Linked DNA regions of Homo sapiens: region 2 is linked to region 1. Evidence: read pairs that join two places in POLR2A ChIA-PET (ENCODE). Cell type or tissue: PC-3. All regions are shown on one strand. Each heading gives the region's core, and the rest is flanking DNA. Links, peaks and the distances in the headings are about the cores only.

What was found. Peaks named below come from ENCODE experiments on the same cell type or tissue, not always from the same donor. Only the 100,000 strongest peaks of a DNase experiment are listed, where the experiment ranks them.
Region 2: POLR2A ChIA-PET joins it to region 1 with 14 read pairs; 2 of 35 experiments call an interaction of 5 or more read pairs at or near these places.

Annotation. Positions count from the first base shown.
Region 1 is chr2:194,726,073-194,734,457 of GRCh38, forward strand. It overlaps LINC01790 (long intergenic non-protein coding RNA 1790), which reads left to right and starts at 4,523. Exons shown (of 4, transcript NR_110223.1): 1 at 4,523-4,631. LOC105376755 (a long non-coding RNA gene) reads right to left here. Exons shown (of 4, transcript XR_007088699.1): 4 at 100-167. In PC-3, for the core only: no CTCF peak of the experiment used is centred there; no DNase peak of the experiment used is centred there.
Region 2 is chr2:194,506,432-194,514,816 of GRCh38, forward strand. No RefSeq gene overlaps it. Among named protein-coding and RNA genes, the nearest start is that of LINC01821, 170 kb to the left of the region's middle. In PC-3, for the core only: no CTCF peak of the experiment used is centred there; no DNase peak of the experiment used is centred there.

The sequences.
Region 1 (8,385 bases), core at 2,140-7,139:
CTGCTTCAGTAGTTTTCAATGCATAACAAATTAGAGAAATCAAAACTACCATTTCTCTTATCAGATTGAGACAGGAGATCCAGAAAGGTGTAGTTTAGATTCAGATCTTGTGAATTTCAGTGAACTGTTCTCCCATTCTTCTCTATTCAAGCTGGTTTGCAAAGAAACTGAAAAATAAGTAGAAGGATCATAAATATATAATAGATGGATAGAAGACAGATAAAGATAGATGATAGGCAGACAAATGAGAGAGAGAGAGAGAGAGAGAGAGAGAGAGAGAGAGAGAGAGAGAAAGGATAGTTAAAAAGAGCTTGGACCCTAGAGTCAGACTCCCTAAGCGTGCATTCCGGTTTCATGACTTACTAGTTGTGCAGCCTTTGACAAAGACTTAACAATTTAGAAACCTATGTTTTTAAAAACATATAATTGGGATAATATAATAAACCTACTTCATTAGGGTTGTCCTAAAGATTAAACTCACAGAATCCTTAGAGCCACACCTTACATATAATGTATTCTAAAATATCAACCCTCTATATAGCTACTTATACATTTTTACCTCAAATAATAGTGCTTTAAAAGATAAAGAATCTTAATACCTAAAATTATTTTATCTTTTCAGAAAGCGTAGATATTCTGAAAATTACACAATTATTTTGAAGAGCTTCAAATGATGGCCATATATATACAACACTGCTTCTCTGTAAAGCTAGTCCAATTGTCATTGTATTATTGATCACCATTGGAAATGATGAATAAAATGAAAACAGTGTTTTACCAGAAAATAACTAGATTTGCCAATCCTGCTTTTTCATATATATATAAATGGTTCATATATATATATATATATATATATATATATATATATATATATATATGGCTTTTTAACCATCATTTGAAATGTAGAGTGAAAATGAAATGTCTGCATTATCAGAAAATAGCTGGATTGACCAATGATGCTTTTTCATTTATATGTACATATTGGTGTTTTCATGCTTCTGATCTGAATTGCCCAGGCTTCAATAATTTATTTACCAGGCTTCTAAACTGCTTTGGGTGGTTTTGATTGAAGTTAACTCATTTTTTTCATCACTGTCATTGATCTAAGTCTTCCTACACTTTTCTTCTTCAGTAACTTAACAGTTTCATAACTTCAGTTTCTTAACAGTAACTCAAAAAAAAATGTATCCTTGTCTTCAACTTTCTGCTTTAATCTTTCTTATCTTAAAATTTCTTATCTCACCGTCTGTGCTGGCTTGTTCCAAATGACTATTATCTGAGGATTGACCTCTGTTATTCACTATTAAGTGATTAAATTCAGCAGGCACAGAAGAGCTTATTTTTAGACAGACTAGTATAAAGAATTCGACATCATGAATTATTATATGCTCAACCTTTGGCTCTTTAAAGACCACTAAGAACATCTATAGCAACATCCTTAATTTATATAATAATATAGCTACTCATAAACTTTACTATATAGTTGTATAAATATAAATTGTTGCATTTTAAACACGTAGTTATATAAATAATAGTAGAAATGGTTGAGTAAATCTTTAGGTTTTTCATTTATCAATTTTGATGTTTAACACAAAGGATACTAGCATTCTACAGTGGAGGCTTATATGGAGAGAGATTTGGAATTTTCCTCTTTTAAACAAAACATCCTCTAAATCTTGCTGGTAAAATTAGTTCACTGTAAAAATCACAATTATCTGGAGATTTGCGTTCTAATATTAACTTTAAATGAAACAGTTGGAGGTGAAGAAATCTGGTGATTTGGGGAGGGCATTTCAGTAGTATTGGTAGCTCTAACCCATGAAAATGGAAAAATCTCACTATTAAGTTTGCTGGACCACATCGTTGATTTTTCAACATAATATCAATAAGAAAATACATATATTTTTGAATGTTCAGATTTGCAGAGAAATAACCAATGACAAGAGAGATAATAAAACCAGATAAATAAAGGAAAGTAAGTCAAATTGCTATTTTCATATATCAATACCAAAACCATACACTTTTCAGAAGGATTTCTTATATAGAACTTTCTATACCATATGCTGAGTAACTGAGGAAGTTTCACAATCTTTTCTTGAAATACCAGATGCTAGGTTTGATGAATTAAGAAAGCTGGGCTTGAAATGTCTAATAATATATCTAGTTCTAAAACAGTAGAATGTTATATTAATATGAAATATAAATTCAGGGCTACAAAAGGTAAAAGGGAATTTTGCTTTCTTAGTTTAAACTCTTCCTTATTATCATTTTTATTTTAATCACCATGGCTTAGGAATATATTGTCTGCCATTTATTTCCTGGGTTAATATCTCTCTGATACCTCTTATATACTGCATGCAACCATTTCTCCCAGGATCTTAGGTTAAACTTCAACGGTTTAACTGCATGTCTAAAAGAGATCAGCCTGGTGCCTTGCAGAAGTGTCACTGGAACTTGACATGAAAACTCATGTTTGCTTGTTTGTTTTTCATCTTCCTGTCCTCTGCTTCCATATAATCAGCTCAAGTGAACATAGCACAGGAAACAGATCAAGATGTTGTTTGCTTCTCAACATTAACACACTAGTTGGCCTTTGGTAAATAAATCATTTGTCTGGGAGCTTTTTCTTTCTCCTCCAAATTGGTATTTATTTGGAAAATAACACACTTTTTCTTAGACTTACATTTTCGAGATTACATAAATTAAATGCCTGTAAAAATTCTTTGGGTTTTCTTAGACAGTAAATAAACCACAACATTATAAATTAGAATTCAATGTGACTTAGCCTATGTTTGATTCATGAAGCTTTGCAGTGGAGCATTTAATACATTCTGGTAATGCTTTGATTTGCATATCTTATATGTGGAACAGCCACTCAAATTTGTGACAGCTTCCTTAAGATTCACCTTGGTCAAGAATTCCTAGAAGATGCAGCAGAGGTTCATAAAATATCTTTGGGAATACCAGAAAGATCAGTCAAAGTGTAGGATAGATTTTGGGAAATACAAGTTCGTTATGACTCTAATTTTTTTAGTTGTTTATGAGATTAACAAATCATAAAAGAGAAGAATCTTGGACTTAAAGACATATTAAAAATTAGGACTCTGTAATGTGCCAACCAAGGATTGCTTTTTTCTCCATTTTCAACAGGAACAACAACAACAAACGTCCAGCGACTCTTATAGAACATGATTTCTACTACATTTTTGAGTCAATAGTATGAAAGCTATGAGAAGTGTGGTTTGAAAATCCAATTAAAATTAAAAGCGAAATATTCTAAGTCAAATTTTATACATAGAATTAATCTTATTCATATAGACAGTATATTTTTAAAAATTAGCGTGGAAAGCTGTCATATGACAGGTATTTTAGACTGTGATGTTTAGTTAAAAGTGTGTACAACTGATTCTACCATGCACTACTCTTAATCTGTCATTGAGATTGCAGGAACCTTGTTTTTCACAGTGGGCTAACTGTTCCATCTGGCCCATTTCTGTTTATATTTTTTCTTCACCTTTTTCTTTAGCTCATTCTATGTGATTCTCATTCCCATTTTTAAATATTTGAGGGCCCTTAAAATGACACAGCTATTCTCTGAATAATTCTGAATTCATTGAGAGCTGTCTATGGCCATACCACCCTGAATATGCCCAATCTCATCTGAATTCATGGAGAGATCATTTTTTAAATCTGGTAGAGGAATTTTGGTTTCTGATAACAGTAAATTCGCCTTGTGCAAACCATCTCTTTTATAAACAGACAAGCAACAATGAAATCTGGACAAAATACAATCAGACAAACAAATAAGCGAATTTTTGTTTGAATGCATCAAAGAATACTGAAGAAACCAGGACTTTTAAGGGCAGAATCCTGAAAAAAAAAAAAAAAATGAAGAAAATGTGGTACATATACACCATGGAATACTATGCAGCCATAAAAAGAATGAGATCATGTCCTTTGCAGGGAGACTATTATCTTTAACAAACTAACACAGGAACAGAAAACCAATGACCACATGTTCTCACTTATAAATGGAAGCTAAATGATGAGAACACATGGACACATAGAGAGGAAAAACACATACTGGGGCCTGTTGGAAGGTGGAGGGAGGAAGGATGTGGAGGACCACGAAAGATAATTAATGGGTACTGTGTTTAATACCTCGGTGATGATATAATCTGTACAACAAACCCCCATGAGACAAGTGTACCTATGTAACAAACCTGCACTTGTACCCCTGAACTTAAAATAAAAGTTAAAAAAAAAAAAAAAAGGAAAGAAGCTCTTCGAGGTCAGCCTAACCCTACTTCTCCCTAAAGGCAAGATTCTTAAGTGACAACAGTTGGGAGGTTAAGAAGTTGGAGCAGAGAGTGATAGCTAGAAGAGAGGTATTGAGTTCAGCATTAGTCAGTCTCCTGTGGCTTGGTCTCAGTAATTATGACTCAGATTATAGAAAATCATTCCCTTGCTTATAAATATTAGCTGCCTTCAATATTTATAAGACTTTTTGATCTTCACCTTTAGCTTAGATACTTTTGGCCATCCATGAACCAATTCTCTTGGCTTCTACCTTCTAACCCAAATATATCTGGGAAGCCCAACTGAAACCCCAGAAGTAGTCATGACATCAGGTAAATATCAAAACTTAAATTTTTTTGCTTATCTTTCTAATTTATGGCATGTAAGTAAGAGCTATTTTGCCAAATTCCTCTCCACTTGATTCAGATTACAATGAACTGAAAGCAAGAAGACAATTGTATTTGAATGTTTTTAGTTTCTATTAATATATTTTTATTTAATCCATGAGAATTTACTTTTAGGTAGTATAAAGCTCTTTCTTTTTTTACAAGTTATCTAAATATAAATCTTTTTATATGCTAAAACTTTATTTCATATTTTGTAGATCATTTCTTTTATGTATTATCATGTCCAACTCCAGAATTTAGGTCAACTTAATATTTGTTTCAAGTTACTAATTTGTCAATGTGCTGATATTGTTGTCAAAATAGCTGAAAAATAGCAAAACTACATTTCTACAATCAAAAACTATTTATTAAAAAGTATAGGCTCCTTATAGGCATGTCAACATACATTATGGGCTTAGCACAGTTTCTGGTACTAATAAATTTAATGGTAAATATGAGTTTTTAATGGATGACATCACTTACAGTTATTTTTATTATTATAGTTTCATTTTATGCAAATAATATAGTTTCCTTTTCTTAAGTCACTGCTGTCTGTTGTGTGGTTCTTGAGTCCTTGTTAACAAAATCAATAGAGGAATAATTAGAATAAAAAATAAACTTCTATTTATATTTATATAAAATAAATAATATAAATAAAACATTTATATTATATAAAATATAAATATATAATTCTATTTATATTTATTTTAATATATATTGAAATAGTATATATATACTATTTATAATTAGTATTCATTATTTCAAAAACGAATAAAGAAATTAAGATTTACTAATATTTAATAGACGTCATCAGGACCCTTAGGTCAGATGTCATATCAAATGGAGTAGAGTTAAAATATTTAAAAAGGCCATAATTGTTCAGAATTCATGTGGCCACAGACAGTAAGCACATGTGGGATTAATCAAAGCTGAAAGACACCAGGTATTTAAAATAAATCCAGTTGTAACATTCAAAAATTTGAGGTTTTGTTTTTCTTCTCCCCCCCGCCAACCTACTGGATCAGCTGCTACAGAGATTAGGTTTCTCATTTCTGTATCCATACATAAAAATCTGCATTAAAATTTCTGTTCCTGGAAATAGGGTAGAAACCAGAAAAATCTACAGAACATCTGATTAGTTTAAAACACAATTAATCAGATGACTAGTGATTGGAATTTAGTCATTTTAGGAATTAAATCCTGTGGGGCACAGCTGCCAAAAGCATCCTATGTTTCACAGATTAGACAATGTTTAATTAATAGATTAAAAGTAAGCCAAGCAAAACATAAGCAGTATTCACACTTGTATTTTGGCTAGCCAAATATAATGTGTGGCAGGAAATTTAGGCTTATTTAATAGGGAGTCACTCAATTTCAAGCTAAAAAGCATTTCCTGGTTCTGGCCATACATCACTGCACTTGAGTCATGATCAATTTGAAATATTCACTATTTATTTAGCTCATGATATAATACCATTCACGATCCATAATAGAGGCCATTATTTTGTACAAAAATGTTCTGCCATGATATTTTTAGAATATTTATTCAGAAATGTTTTCTTTTTTTCTTCTTTTTTTTTAGTATATTTAAGTTCTGGGATACTTGTGCAGAACATGCAGGTTTGTTACATAGGTATACATGTGCCATGGTGGTTTGCTGCACCCATCAACCCGTCATCTACATTAGGTATTTCTCCTAATATCCCTCCCCTTGCCTCCCACCCCTAGACAGGCCCCAGTGTGTGATGTTCTCGTCCCTGTGCCCATATGTTCTCATTATTCAACTCCCACTTACGAGTGAAAATATGCAGTGTTTGATTTTCTGTTCCCGTCTAAGTTTGCTGAGAATGATGGTTTCTAGCTTCATCCATGTCCTTGCAGAAGACATGAGCTCATTCTTGTTTATGTCTGTATAGTATTCCATGAGGATGTGGAGAAATAGGAATGCTTTTACACTATTGGTTGGAATGTAAATTAGGTCAACCATTGTGGAAGACACTGGCAATTCCTCAAGGATCTAGAACCAGAAATACCATTTGACCCAGCAATCCCACTACTAGGTATATATCCAAAGGATTATAAATCATTCTACTATAAAGACACATGCACACATATGTTTATTGCAGTACTATTCACAATAGCAAAGACTTGGAACCAACCCAAATGCCCATCAATAATAGACTGGATAAAGAAAATGTGACACATACACATCAAAAAAAATTTTTTTTTTTTTTTTTTTTTTTTTGAGACAGAGTCTCGCTCAGTCGCCCAGGTTGGAGTGCAGTGGCGCGATCTGGGCTCACAGCAAGCTCCGCCTCCCGGGTTCACGCCAATCTCCTGCCTCAGCCTCCCCAGTAGCTGGGACTACAGGCACCCGCCACCACGCCTGGCTAATTTTTTGTATTTTTAGTAGAGATGGGGTTTCACCTTGTTAGCCAGGATAGTCTCAATCTCCTGACCTTGTGATCCGCCCATCTCGGCCTCCCAAAGTGTTGGGATTACAGGCGTGAGCCACCACGCCCGGCCATCAAAAATATTTTCTAAATGAAAATTACAGAGGATATATTTATGGGTATTTGACAAACAGCATGCACAGTATTATGCCTCTTTCTTGTCTCAGCCAGTAGATGATTCCTTTTTTACCAGTGGGTTCTATAGTTCCATATGCTTGCATCCTATTTATTGGAAAATATTAAGAAGTCTTGAGTCCTGAGAACTACATCTCTACATATATTTATGTACACCCAAACAGATGACTGGTAAATGTGTTGCTGTCAGCTCTTTTTACTGGTCAGAACTTTGTGTCCTCCACAGAGAGTCAGCTCTATTACTGGAGCTTCAGGGTGGTAACCAAGCACAATCTAAAAAAAAGCTTTAAAATGTGAGCTTTAATATTAAAAGCAACAGTCTCAAAACTATAGTTAATATTCACCATCTTTCTTCTGCTTACTTTCAGCTAACACTTCAATAGATCTACCTTTCTGAAAGTTGTCATCAAACCTTCATGAGATGTGAGTCCCGATTACCTTGCCCTTACCAGGACATGGCTAAAGTCATAATCAGCTTATTTTTTTTTTTTTATTATCTCACATAGAAACGCCAAGAGGTTCCTCTAGGAATCTTCTGAGTTTCAGACATCTTCACTGAGTCTTTTATGTTACAAAAACCTTCATTTCTCGTCATGTTAATGGTCAGTTATCCCCACCCTACTACAGTAACTTCTTTTATGCCTGCTTTTCTATTGGTATGAGGAACTCAAAAATGACAGGATAAGAGTTGTAGCTATAAATTCATTGTAATTTTACTGAGAACCTGATGGAAGCCTGAAGACAAAGAATTCTAATCCTGTAAGCCTCAGGTTCTCATAAGAATTACATGGAGATAAGAATTACATAGTCACCTCAGGCACGGTGGCTCATTCCTGTAATCCCAGCATTTTGGGAGGCCAAGGAGGGCAGATTGCCTGAGGTCAGGAGTTTGAGACCAGTCTGGCCAAAATGGTGAAGCCCTGTCTCTACTAAAAATACAAAAAAATTAGCTGGGTGTGGTGGCAGGTGCCTGTAAGCCCAGCTACTCGGGAGGCTGAGGCAGGGGGATTGCTTGAACCAAGGAAGTGGGGGTTGCAGTGATCCGGGATCGTGCCACTGAACTTCCACTCTTACTTCTATTCCTTGATTCCTGGGCCCATGCACTCTATCTG
Region 2 (8,385 bases), core at 1,568-6,567, 220 kb before region 1:
CACAAATCAGTAGCACTGCTATACACCAATAGTGACCAAGCTGAGAATGAAATCAAGAACTCAACCTCTTTTGTAGTAGCTGCAAAAATAAAATAAAATACTTAGGAATATACCTAACCAAGGAGGTGAAAGACCTCTACAAGGAAAACTACAAAACACTGGTGAAAGGAATCACAGATGACACCAACAAATGGAAACACATCCATGCTCATGGATGAGTAGAATCAATATTGCCAAAATAACCATACTGCAAAAAGCAATATACAAATTCAATGCAATTCCTATCAAAATACTGGCATCATTCTTCACAAAACTAGAAAAAACGATCCTAAAATTCATATGGGACTAAAAAAGAGCCCACATAGCAAAAGCAAGACTAAGCAAAAAGAACGAATCTGGAGGCATCACATTACCTGACTTCAAACTATACTATAAGGCCATAGTCATCAAAACAGCATAGTACTTGTATAAAAATAGGCATATAGACCAATGGAACAGAATAGAGAACTCAGAAATAAAGCCAAATACTTACAGCCAACTGATCTTCAACAAAGCAAATAAAACAAAAACATAAAGTGGGGAAAGGACACCTTATTCAACAAATGGTGTTGGGATAATTGGCAAGCCACACGTAGGAGAATGAAACTGGATCTTCATTTCTCACCTTACACAAAAATAAACTCAAGATGGAAGAAAAACTTAAACCTAAGACCTGAAATCAAAAAAATTCAAGAAGATAGCATCAGAAAAACCCTTCTAGTCATTGATTTAGGCAAAGTTATCATGACCAAGAACCCAAAAGCAAATGCAACAAAAACAAAGATAAATAGATGAGACTTAATTAAACTAGAAAGCTATTTGATCCCATAATCCCATTACTGGGTATCTACCCAGAGGAAAAGAAGTCATTATACAAAAAAAGATGCTTGCACATGGATGTTTACAGCAGCACAATTCACAAGTGCAAAAAGAAGGAACCAGCCCAAATGTCCATCAATCCACGAGTGGATAAATTGTGAGATATATATACACACACACACCATAGGATATATATATATATGATATATATATCATATATATACACCATAGGAGATATATATATATATATATATATGCTATATATATCTTATATATATACCATAGGAGATATATATATATATATATATATATACACACACACACACACACACACACATATATATACACACCATAGGAATACTACTCAGCCATAAAAAGGAACAAAATAATGCCATTTGCAGCAACTTGGATGGAATTGGAGACAATTATTCTAAGTAAAGTAACTCAGAAATGGAAAATCAAACATTGTATCTTCTCACTCATAAGCGGGAGCTAAGCTATGAGGATGCAAAGACATAATAAGAATGATACAATGGGCTTTGGAGACTCAGAGGAAAGAGTGGGAAGTGGGTGAGGAGTAAAAGACTACACATTGGGTACAGTGTATACTGCTCAGGTGATGGGTGCACCAAAATCTCATAAATCACCACTAAACAACTGATTTATGTAAGCAAACACCACCTGTTCCCCCCAAAACTATTGAAATTTTAAAAAAGGAATAAGAAGGCTGGAAAAGAGAGGGGGGATGTTATTTTTGGAAACGTGAAGGGGATTGCTATTTTGCAATGGTGGTCAGGGAAGACTCACTGAAAAATGACTTTTAGTAGACAACTTAGTGACAAAGATGGAAAAAAAAATGTGATTAAGTGAGCCCTGTTGGTACTTAGGGTACAAGTATTCCAGACAGTGCGAATCACAAGGGCAAAGGCCCTGAGGCTGAATTTGCCTGGGGTGTTAGAGAAATAAGTGTTCCACTGTAGGAAAGCTTACAGAGGGGTTAGTGGGACAGGAGCAATCACGAAGAACCTTTTGTTATTGAAAATGTTTTGACTTTTATTCTGAGAAAATATAAGCATTTAATCAGAGTAGTTGAAATGACTTGTCTTCCATTTCAAAAGTACCATCCTGACTGCTCTGTTGGGAACAGACTATAAGGGGCAAGATCAGAAGCTGGGAGACTAGATAGTAGGTGAGAGCAATGATCCAGGGGATAAGTAACAGTAACCTGGCCCAGGCTGCCTGTGGTGAGAAGGGTGAGAAGTAGCTAGACTCTGGATACACTGGCAATGCCTCACTTTATTGTGCTCTGCTATATTGCACATCACAGATAATGGGTGTTTCACAAATTGAAGGTTTGTGGCAACCTTGCATCAAGTAAGTCTATCAGCATTATTTTTTTCCAAAAGCATGTGCTCACTTTATGTCTCTGTGTCACATTTTGGTAATTCTTGCCTTATTTCAAGTTTTGTCATTATTATTATATCTATTATGGTGATCTGTGATCATAATCTTTCATGTTACTGCTGTTAATTGTTTTTGGCCACCACAAACCACACTCATATAAGACAATGAACTTAATTAATAAATGTTGTATAAGTTCTGACTGTTAAAAAATAAATAAATAAAATATTTAGTTCCCAACTGTATTAATCTATTTTCATGCTGCTGATAAAGGCATACCTGAGACTGGGAAGAAAAAGAGGTTTAATTGGACTCACAGTTCCACATGGCTGGGGAGGCCTCAGAATCATGGTGGCAGGTGAAAGGCACGTCTTACATAGCAAGATAAAATGAGGGAGATGCAAAAATGGAAAGCCCTGATAAAACCATCAGATCTCATGAGACTTATTCACTACCATGAGAACAGTATGGGGGAAACCACCCCCTTGATTCAAATTATCTCCCACCAGGTCCCTCCCACAAAACGTGGGAATTATGAGAGTACAATCCAATATGAAATTTGGGTGGGGACATAGCCAAACCGTATCACCAACAGAGGAAACACAGGAAATCCTAACAGCTCTCTTATCATACAGTGATTTCAATTCAATTATCATTTCACTTGAATCCCAAAATATTATCCCCCCCACTTAGTGCACTTCATATGTGAAGGAAAAACATGAATAATTACCAAAACATAATTCAATCCCTTTTTCTAAATCCCTTCAAAACAGAATAATTACCAAAACATAATTCAATCCCTTTTTAAAAATAAGGTTATGAGGATAGTTATCATAATTTCTTCTTCCAGTAACAATTCCAATTTCCTGTTGCCTTCTTCCAGAGCCTTAGGACGGTAAGTTTTTACTTGACAAAATGACCCAAACTTTCTTTTTTTTTTTTTGAGACGGAGTCTCACTCTGTTGCCCAGGCTGGAGTGCAATGGCAATATCGGCTCACTGCAAGCTCCGCCTCCTGGGTTCACGCCATTCTCCTGCCTCAGCCTCCCAAGTAGCTGGGGCTACAGGCGCCCGCCACGGTGCCTGGCTAGTTATTTATTTATTTATTTTTGTATTTTTAGTAGAGACAGGGTTAAACCGTGTTAGCCAGGATGGTCTCGATCTCCTGACCTCGTGATCCACCTGCCTCGGCCTCCCAAAGTGCAGCCTCCCAAAGTGCTGGGATTACAGGCATGAGCCACCGCGCCTGGCCCCAAACTTTCATTTTTATGTGATCTGAGTTCTTGGTTCTTTTCATTTTAATGGATTACTACGGCTTTCTGCTGACCAGGACTATTAGAAAATGGAGTATTAAGTGGTGCCCCAGTGACTCACCCTGAATTCTTGATACAAAATTCCTTGTAGTTATTGTGTAGCAACAGTTAGGATCAATTACCTTGGCCAGTAAAGTAATCGTCTTTTCTTCTTGAGGGTTCAATGGCACGAGAAACATAAAATGTCCAGGAAGGGGAATGACATATTCTAATTTAATGTAACCATTACTTCATTTAGTAGTTAAGCATTTCTCCTTTGGGCACCAGGATCACAAAAATTAGCAGAAGCAGGGAATTAAAAATCTTTAAATATGATATTTGGTATAACCATAGCACTTTATGAACCTACAGATTTTGGCTATGGAGAAGATGACACTCATATACTGGCCAGTTCTTTGAGACTTATATTGCATCCTGTATATAAACTATTCAATTTCAAATAGGTTTTTTTTTTTTTTTTTCCCACCTGGCACCATGTTTTATCAGGCTATCCTATTGTTTTATCACGCCAGCTACTTGGGACTGATTGTGTACTTTATAAGACTACTACCAGCCTGCCCAACATGGAGAAACTCCATCTCTACTAAAAATACAAAATTAGCTGGGCGTGGTGGCACATGCTTGTAATCCCAGCTATTCGGGAGGCTGAGGCAGGAGAATCACTTGAACCTGGGAAGCGGAGGTTGCAGTGAGCCGAGATCGCGCCATCGCACTGCAGAGCAACAAGAGCAAAAACTCCGTCTCAAAAAAAATAAAATAAAAAAATAAAAGACTACTGAATTCTCTAGGCACACACCTATTGCTATGATATGAGTGTCTTAATGAGAGAAAATAGTGTATAAATTACATATTAATAAGTGAGTCACTTTCTTTTTTCAGGTTTTTTTTTTTTAATTTTGTTTTTATTTTCATTTTTATGTTCGAAACAAGGAGTACATGTGCAGGTTTGTTATATGGGAATGTTACATGATTCCGAGGTTTGGAGTATGGATCTTGTCACCCAGATAGTGAGCATAGCACCTGATAGGTAGTTTTCTAACTCATCCTCCCCACCAGCCTCCCACACATAAACTTTGCAGCAGCATGGATGTAGCTAGCGGCCATAATCTTAAGTGAATTAACACAGGAACAGAAAACCAAATACCTCAAGTTTAGCTTGAGTTTAGCATATTATGTCCGTATGTGCTCAATGTTTAGCTCCCATGTACCTCAGTGTTAAGTGGGAGCTAAACACTGAGCACACATGGACACAATATGAGAATAATAGACACTGTGGGCTACTAAAGGAATGAGTCACTTTCTAAGTCAACAAATGATGCTAGCAGAAGAACTGTGGAAGAAGAAAAGTTATATCTTTAAAATGTACCATTTTTTTTTTTGGAGAATAAATTGCTTCATCTTGATTATGTTGGAAGAGGTCCAATGTAATCTACTTGCCACCTAATGTTTTGTAGACCCCATCTAGGGGAAGTTTGCCTCTGCTCTGGGCTTAGATTTGATATCTTCTGTTGGTAACCTCAGAATTAGAGAATAACAAAATCAGGTTTAGTGAGAAAAAGTCATTTTTTTCTCATTCACTGCATAATATCAAGACAATACATTCTCTCCAGAACATACTATGAAAGAAAGCAGACTTGCCTTACCCTGTGAGAAACTTAAACCATGCATATATATGCAGACATTGCATGTCTATGCAAAAACAAACTGATTCTGCTTTTGTTTGTTTTGACTGAAAGTATATGTTGGATTAATAATGCATGCCAGGTGTTAGGTACGGTATCATTCTGCTCTAACAATAGTATCATGTGTAGAAATGCAGCAGCAATTGGTATCTTACCTGAAAAAAATTTGCACAAAACCAGGGTTATTCTGGCTTTGACACTGGCCAAACAAATGAGTTTAAGTAAGAATATTTTAGGAAACACCAACCCTATATCTTTTACATATTTTATGCTCCAATTCCTGCAGTTCTCTGAGGAATATAATATTATTTTTGGTTTACTGTCTTGGGGAAAGGGCAGTAAAACAGCTCTAAGGGTTTGTTTGGGTTTTTTTTCTTTAAGTTTTGGGATACATGTGCAGAACATGGAGATTTGTTACATAGGTATATGTGTGTCATGGTGGTTTGTTGCACCTATCAGCCCGTCACCTAGGTTTTAAGCCCTGTATGCACCACATGCATTAGCTATTTGTCCTGATACTCTCCCTCCCCTCACACAGTCCCCACCATAGGCCCCAGTGTGTGTTGTTTCCTTCCCTGTGTCCATGTGTTGTCATTGTTCAACTCCCACTTATGAGTGAGAACATGTGGTATTTGGTTTTCTGTTGCTGTGTTAGTTTTCTGAGGATGATGGCTTCCAGCTTCATCCATGCCTCTGTAAAGGACATGGTCTCATTCCTTTTTATGGCTGCATAGTATTCCATAGTGTATAGGTACCACATTTTCTTTATCCAGTATATCATTGATGGGCATTTGGATTGGTTCCATGTCTTTGCTATTGTGAATAGAGCTTTAAGAGTTTTTACTTGGCTATTTGTACCAAAATAGGTCCACTACACAGAACAAGGAATTGATGTGAAGATTCTCAATTAATAATATTTATCACTACTATACATTTGGATGCTGGGAAAATAACCGCAAAATGATAATATACTACCACAGTAAACTCTGTGAGATAGAACCAGGCCACAATCCTTATTTCATCAACTTTACATCTCCAGATTCAAAATATAAGAAGGATAAAATAGCTTCATTTAGTACATACTGTATCTAAAATCTTCTGAAACATTAAGGCATTTCCTACACATTAGTACACAGATACTGTAGGAAACAACCAAACATCACTTGAAAAGGCTTGGAGAAAAGGAACAGCTTTGTGGACATGTGACCTGTGTAGTAAGTCAGGGCCCTAAGCTCAGAAGCATCCTGTAACTAATGTTCTGCTATTGCCATCTTGAAATGTTAGTAATTTTATTTTTGCACTTGTATTTTGTGTGTGACATCTGATGAAACAATAGAATATGCATGTGAAGAAAAGTGACGCCAAATAGGCATGCCCATCACTGTTCCATCTTCATGTAGTTTTTGCAATGTCAATAAGCACAGAACTCTGGTAGAAACATTATGCATGAGAGTTTAATGAGATTTAAAGTCAGTACCAAGTAAGTCTGCTATTGCTGCAATGGAAAAAGTGGGCTAATTAACAACCCACTATGATCTCCTTTGAAAGAGGACTTGCTTCAAATGCAGAAAAAAAAACAGTGGAGGTGTAAAAAACAAAAATAATCAAGAAACCCTATCATTCTTTCTCACTCAAGTTACTATCCTGTATTAACCAACCATTCATACTGAAAATATTGACACAGAAGGAGAAAGATAAGGCAACCATATTTTCTTTTTCTTTCAGACCTTTTCCACTCATCAGTAAGCCAAAGGTAGAGAGAGTTGGTAGATTGTGCCCCTATCAGGAAGTGAAATAAAAACAAGTTAGTTTCATGCAACATTTCTACTCCTGTGGTCATAGCACAATACACATTCACATACAAGATTCAAAAATTTAACTCTAAATTGTGTGATTCTGCAAATGAGTTCAATGTCTTCTATTTGTATTTAAATTTAGCATTCAAAAACATAAAGGTCAACATTAAAATTTATGTGCTAATAATTTTATTTTATTTTATTATTTTTAAACCTAGAATGGAATTAATTAAATGGCAAATAAAAACCCCATGACAAGTTGAGAGAGATACTTTGTAAGAAAATACTTTATATTTTAGTACTTTTAAAGACACTTTTTTCTTGCTTTTTGAACAAGGGGATCCACATCTTATTTTGCTCTGGGGCCAAAAGAGAAATTCCATCTTTCTTATTGAAACCAGAAAACCAAATTCTACTGTAACCTTCCCATGCCATTATCTTCTCCAGCCTACTGAAGAGCTTTGGAAGAAATCAGTGTTCTCTCTTTTCATAATGCATCTTTTATGGGCTTTGTGAATAATACGTAGTGATGTATCACTAAATGACAGAATACTTTCTGAGAAACACAGTGTAAGGTGATTTCATTGTTGTGCAAACATCCTAGAGTGTACTTACACAAACCTATTTTGCATGCCCCCTTGCTCCTATACAAATCTGTATAGCATGTTATTGTGTTGTATGCAATTGTAACAGAATGATAATAGTGTACCTAAATATAGAAAAGGTACAGTAAAAATAGGATATTATAATCTTCTGTGCCCACTGTCATATATGTAATCCATCCTTCACTGAAATGTTATGTGCCACAAGATTGTAGTTGGGAATTATCTAATTAGATTGCACACAATAATAAATTCCGTCATTACCAACTCCCTGGTCTTTGGATCACTTCAGCAACATGTTCAAAAAATTTGGACATTGAAACCCCATTGACTGTATGTCATCATGTCATTCGTGAGTCAAGGCTTCTATTAACACTTATTATTATCAAACCAACATGTTCAAACATGACATCCATATTAATAAATTTAGCCTACCCAAGTTAATGATTCAGTTTTTCTTGTTCTGTAACTTTTGAAATCCACACATATGCTCTTCACATTGCTGTTACTACAAACTGGCAACCTGTTCCTATCTAAGCTAACTTGTTCCCAAGTAGAATTGTCCTAGAACCACTATTTCAAGATCTCTCTCTTCCTATAGAATCCAGAAGAATGGTGGTGGGAATCAGAGAGGGGAATCCCAAGGATAATGGCATCTCACTGTGAAGCAAATGGTAGTTATCAAAGGCTTTTTTGCAGAGAAAGACTGACTGACCCCTTCATTGGGAAGGGAT